Regions from separate parts of the Homo sapiens genome. Here region 1 is linked to region 2. A link is an interaction called in ENCODE POLR2A ChIA-PET data of the cell type or tissue named here. Cell type or tissue: GM12878. All regions are shown on one strand. Each heading gives the region's core, and the rest is flanking DNA. Links, peaks and the distances in the headings are about the cores only.

Region 1 (2,918 bases), core at 113-2,612, 550 kb after region 2:
AGAGACAGGGTTTCTCCATGTTGGTCAGGCTGGTCTCAAACTCCCAACCTCAGGTGATCCTCTAGCCTCTTGGCCTCCCAAAGTAGCGGGATTACAGGCGTGAGCCACCGTGCCTGGCCTCAACTCTACATATTTTATTTGAGTTTGACACATCTGTGGTAAGGTTTTTTTGTATACTGAGTTCAGAGTTGTGGCTGAGACTTAACTTCTAAGTGTCCCGTTTGCGACATTTTTCTTTAATTCTTGAATTTGAACATTGCCAGGAGGGAGGGATAAGCTTCACAGTGCAGTCCCCAGGACAACTGCTTCCCGTGAGCCCCAGCAGAACAATGGAGGGTCCTGCCTTGGGGAGCCACAGGGAGATGGGGGCAGAGTTAAAAAGGTGGCACCACATGGTGTCCTGCTGGCAGACTCTTCTCATGCAGCCCTTAGAATATATTCCTAGAAAGAGTTGTCTGCAAAGGTGTCAACTTTCCAGGCTCCAAGGGTGTCCATCATTATTCACCGTGATTTAGAGGAGTACTTCTTCCCAGTCCCTTGCATAGCTCTCTAGTCAAAGAAATGTAAAATTTTGAATTTTTGAACTTTGAAAGGGGGACAGTTTGCTTTCACTACATTCTATTTGCTAGTGGCAGTCAACTTTAGAAACCCCTTCTATGCCCTTCCTCTACCCCCTTATCCCAGTTTTCTCTTTTCTTCAGCTCAGACACTGGAAAAGTCCATAGCAAGAGCAGTTCTTAAGGCATGTGCTAGAAGGGAGGGGGCTAGGAGGACAGCCATATGTCTGTCTGAGATATGGGACTTCGGCTAATATGCACAGACCAGTGGCTTTTAAACTTGATGGGCAAGTTTTTAAAAATCGCCTGGGAGGCTGAGGCGGGCAGATCATGAGGTCAAGAGATCGAGACCATCCTGGCCAACATGGTGAAACCCTGTCTCTACTAAAAATACAAAAATTAGCTGGGTGTGGTGGTGCATGCCTGTAGTCCCAGCTACCTGGGAGGCTATGGCAGGAGAATCGCTTGAACCTGGGAGGCAGAGTCTGCAGTGAGCTGAGATCGCACCACTGCACTCCAGCCTGGTGACAGAGTGAGACTCTGTCTCAAAAAAAAAAAAAAAAAAAAAAATTGCCAAGGAGGTTTGTTCAACATGCAGACTCCCCCAACACCAACTACCCCAGTCCTGCTCCCAGAGTATCTGACTCAGAAGGTCTAGGGTATACCCCTGGTACCTGCATTTGACACTAATGTGAATAAGTTCTGATAACCCTCTACCATCAGACCAGCCTGGCATTTGCATTTGAAACAAGCACCCCAAGGGATATTGACACAAAAGATCTGTGGACCACAGTTTGAAAATTTCTTCCCAGATTTGCATGTGAGTTCTAGAGAGAGAGCACAAATAGAAAATGAAAAAGTAGGCTCTAAAGGAAATCTCTGTGAGACTTGGGCAATGCTTCATTGCAATCTATGATAGGTCATGGCAGAAAGGGGTGGTGTTTGGGAAAGGGAAGTGATTTAATTCAGCAGGACACCCTCAATGGGGCTGGTCCAGAGTGAATTCACCACCATCAGTGGGCAGCAATAGCAAATGCAAGCCATAGCAAATGCAAGAAGCTGCACTGGTAGCAATGGTGGTCATAGTGAAGATTTCTGGGTACCTCTCTGGAGAGGAAGAAAAAGGATGACCTCCATGTGGTGGTTAGGACTTGTTTGACATGGACTCAAGGCACCCCTAGGACCTCCCAAAAGGATTGCAGGAAGAGTTTGAGAGGAGAGGGTCTTGAGGATTTTCAGTAAGGCTTAACCAGGCTTGCTCTAATGTTGGGAAATGCTGAACTGAAATCTCTACCGGTGAGGACTAGTATTATGACACAGTTGTTAAATTGAGCCCTGATTGTGGGCTGAGTCATCTGCTTGGCGTTGTCCCTTTAAGAGCCTGCTTTGTCTCCCCTGTTCTTTATCTTCCAGTCCCTCCCACCACCTTCCCCAGTTCTCGTTGTTCTCCACATTCCTTAGCCTCAAGCTTCTACTCAACCAATCCTACCCCACAGATGTTAATTGGATCTTCACAGTATTCCCACCCTGTTGGGGTTATTTAGGGAGATTGTTTTTAGAAGCACCAAGTGTGTCCAGAAATATCCCAAGAGAAATTCTGATGCCATTAAGATAGAAAAGAATGTTTCCCTAATGGCCATATCACCTCTATCTTAGAGGATTGTTAGGAAGATCCAAAATGGCCCAAATTCATGAAACCAACTCTAAGTGGGGATATAAACGTTGAAGATGATTGGAGTAAAGCTTCAAGTTCCAGCTCCTTTAGCCAGCTGCATAGATCCAAGAATGCTCCTTTGCAACTGGGACCCCATAATGACACCCTTCGCCTACCCTGCTCCTTCCACCCTGTGACAGGCACAAGTCAGTACCAGGTAGGTGGCCAGGCATAAACTTGTGCGGCCATAAGCATCCTGCATGTTAATATTGGCTCCCATCTTCAACAGCAGCTTCACTGTGTCCGCTTGACGTCCAGAAACCGCATGCATCAAGGGCGTGCATCCTGGAATGAGACATTTCAACAGCCTTTAAACATGTGTGACCCATGAAACTGATGAGCAGGCTTTATTGGCCTGTTCATTTATTTTGCTATTTGCAATACAAACCCAGCTGTTTGTATGGGACTGAAGGGAGATGAAGCTGATTGTTGCTACATCTCTATAAACTATGTATTTTTTTTACTGGCTCTTTTCAATCTTCTGCAATTTTGCAATAATTGGCTGAGTAAAACATTTTGGGTAGATGATAAAAATTGCTTATGACTGTGTCAGGGATCAGCATAATTTAAGACATAACAGGCAGATTTATCCTGACTTGGCTTGAACCATGTAGAATCTAGGAGTGCCTTTGGAAAGCCGCTCTATC
Region 2 (2,918 bases), core at 309-2,808:
CCGGCCTCACATCAAGTCTTTTAAAGAAACAATAGCAAAGATTCACATTGTCTTTTAGTTTAGTAAATACCTCATTCATTGTCATATTCACTTAGTTCATTAAATGGACAAAAATATATTAAATCATTTTTTCCATGTGTTAAAACATTCAAGTACATTATTGAAAAGTGGCAATGAAACTCTGTCTCCACCTCTCAAAGAACTGGGATGACAGGCATGAGCCACAGTGCCCAGCCCTGTTTCTGAAGTTTTTACAGAGAAGGAAGGTGACTGGGGATAAACTGGGATTAAGCCTAGATCGCTCCCAGTGCTGTCTGGCTTTTGAATCCTATGTCTCTTAACTGAATAAGATTCTGAAGTCATAAAGATTCAGGGGCTCTCAAGCACAGAGAAGCACTTTCTCCATTCATTATACTCCTTTTCTAAGAGAAATTAACACAGTGATCTGACACCTACTGCAGAATTTTCCAATTAACCGAACTCCTACTACCAGCAATTTATGTGAACAAAAACTTTTGAGACTATTTCCATCAATGTAACTATGTTCAAAAGGCTATTACTAATAGCTGTAAATTAAGGTTTGTAGTGATGAAATAACATCTGAGATTGACAATATTTCAGTGGAAAAGAAAAAAAAAGATAGGTGAAGCAAATACAGCCAAGTTTTATAATTATTAATCTAGGGGATAGGCATTGTGAGGTTCACCGTATTACTCCATGTTACTTTTGTGTGGGCTTGAGATTTTCATAATGAGACTTTTTATTAAAACAAACGAGCTTTAGGAAATACAGTTCATCATTAATATAGGTCTATGGCTTTATGAATAGGACAGAAAGCTTTGCTGAAAGAAATTAAGGCTGATCTTGAATCTGGGCTCCTTACTAGGTTTGCAAAAACCATTTTTCTTTTTCAAAGGAAGGAAATAACACAAATCCATACACTATCTGAGAGGTGAACATACAATAGATTTTTAAACTTTAGCTTAAAATTAGAGAAATCTAATTTTTTCAGAAAAAAAAAATCACCATGTTGTATCCTGACCTGGACACAGAGGCTGTATTACTTGGAAAACGTGAATGTGGATACTAGTTTAGCTTTTAGTTCAGAAGAAATAAGGGAAGAGCGTCGATTCCAAGGATCCAGATTCCTTAATCTTTTTCTCAGATTTAAGGAGTTTTTCTCACAGGGTTTTAACTCTGTACTGTCAGAGGCATGTGAACCAGAGCAACTCCTGTCTTGAATAGCAGCTGGGTAAAATGAGGCTGAGACCTGCCAGGCTGCATTCTCAGATGGTTAAGGCATTCTAGGTCACAGGATAAGACAGGAGGTCGGCACAAGATTCAGGTCATAAAGATCTTGCTGATAAAACAGGTTGCAGTAAAGAAGCCGACTAAAACCCACCAAAACCAAGATGGCAATGAGAGTGACCTCTGGTCTTCTCACTGCTACACCCCCACCAGCGCCATGACAGTTTACAAATGCCATGGCAATGTCAGGACGTTAGCCTATATGGTCTGAAAGGGGCAGGCATGAATAATCCACCCCTTGATTAGCATATCACCAAGAAATAACCATAAAAATGGGCAGCCAGCAGCCCTCGGGGCTGCTTTGTCTATGGAGTAGCCATTCTTTTATTCCTTTACTTTCCTAATAAACTTGCTTTCACTTTACTCTGTGGACCTGCCTGGAATTCTTTCTTGCGCAAGATCCAAGAACCTTCTCTCACGGTCTGGATCAGGACCCCTTTCCTGTAACAGTACTGCCAGTTACAGAAGTAAGCAGATGGAGGTCTCTTTCTGAAGGTCATACCTCAAACAAAATCAATCCTTTTTTGTGGTGCAGAAACCAGTCCACCCCCAGAGGACACAAAATATGCTGGGCTGAGGCCTCTTCCTCCCTGGCCCCTTCTCTGTTCGCCGTCTCCCCTATGGGCCTCTCAGGCTCCTCTCTGCCATGCTTTCCCCACTGGGTCCATCATGACAGCCTACGCTGGGATCTCAGGGATCCAAAAAGCAAAAGCACCCCCTGGGTCTATGGGGACAATCATTCTTGTTCTTATGCAAAGTCTGGCTTGGGGAACTGTAATTTCGATCTAAGTCACTGGTACTGGATTAGAAATAAAAGAGGAGTTAGACAGCAACAAACTCTCCTACTTTATTTATTTTGTATACATTTCATGATCCTGGGGATTACATTGACATTACTTTTGTCTCTACTTTTTCTTCAAATAGAGATTAAGACTCAGTTAAAAATGTACTTTATTAACACTGATGCCATGAAAACTTCTTTTTAAAAATGAGGTATTTGGCTTACTGTCCCAAACAGTAGAGGTTTGGGCAAACTGCAGAAATGGTCTAGTAAGTAAGAAAATGAAAGTGAATACACTGAAACATAAAACAGAAGCAGGATTTGACAATATGCTGCTCTGACACCCTGAGAATCTTTACTGCAGGCAAAATAAATCCACCACCTTTTATCTCTAAAAGCAAAACCCAGCATGATTTCTTCCTAGGGCATACATTTCTATTCAGAAAAGACCACAGAATAAAGAGGTGAGTTAATATGAGAAAGGTAAAGACACTAAGATCATTCTTTTTGCCCCTTTCCCCACCCCAATAAAAAAATACTCATTAAGGGGCCACTATTTCCCTTGCTTTCAAATTATCTTAGAAAATATTTAGAATTACACAACAGCAGCATTTACAAGTGAATTTATATAGAACTGTTGTCAAGGCTCAAAATATCATGAGAGCTCTTGAAAAAAACAGTTGAGGTATTTCACATAAAAAACTGAACAATCAGGTTAGCCACGCCCAAAATGATGATGAAAACGTGGAAGATTAATTTAGGCCATGTCAGACGCTCTTCTTGGTGGAGGGAAATTATATAGATGAGAGATGGGTATATGAATACAAAG

The links. Peaks named below come from ENCODE experiments on the same cell type or tissue, not always from the same donor. Only the 100,000 strongest peaks of a DNase experiment are listed, where the experiment ranks them.
Region 1: POLR2A ChIA-PET joins it to region 2 with 5 read pairs; 1 of 35 experiments calls an interaction of 5 or more read pairs at or near these places.

What each region holds. Positions count from the first base shown.
Region 1 is chr5:56,173,727-56,176,644 of GRCh38, forward strand. It overlaps ANKRD55 (ankyrin repeat domain 55), which reads right to left. Exons shown (of 12, transcript NM_024669.3): 4 at 2,426-2,556. Among named protein-coding and RNA genes, the nearest start is that of ANKRD55, 58 kb to the right of the region's middle. In GM12878, for the core only: no CTCF peak of the experiment used is centred there; a DNase peak (open chromatin) is centred at 1,393.
Region 2 is chr5:55,623,715-55,626,632 of GRCh38, forward strand. SLC38A9 (solute carrier family 38 member 9) reads right to left here. Exons shown (of 16, transcript NM_173514.4): 16 at 2,134-2,918. The coding sequence ends at 2,780. Among named protein-coding and RNA genes, the nearest start is that of SLC38A9, 87 kb to the right of the region's middle. RefSeq lists an enhancer at 1,628-2,442. In GM12878, for the core only: no CTCF peak of the experiment used is centred there; no DNase peak of the experiment used is centred there; H3K27ac peaks cover 792 bases.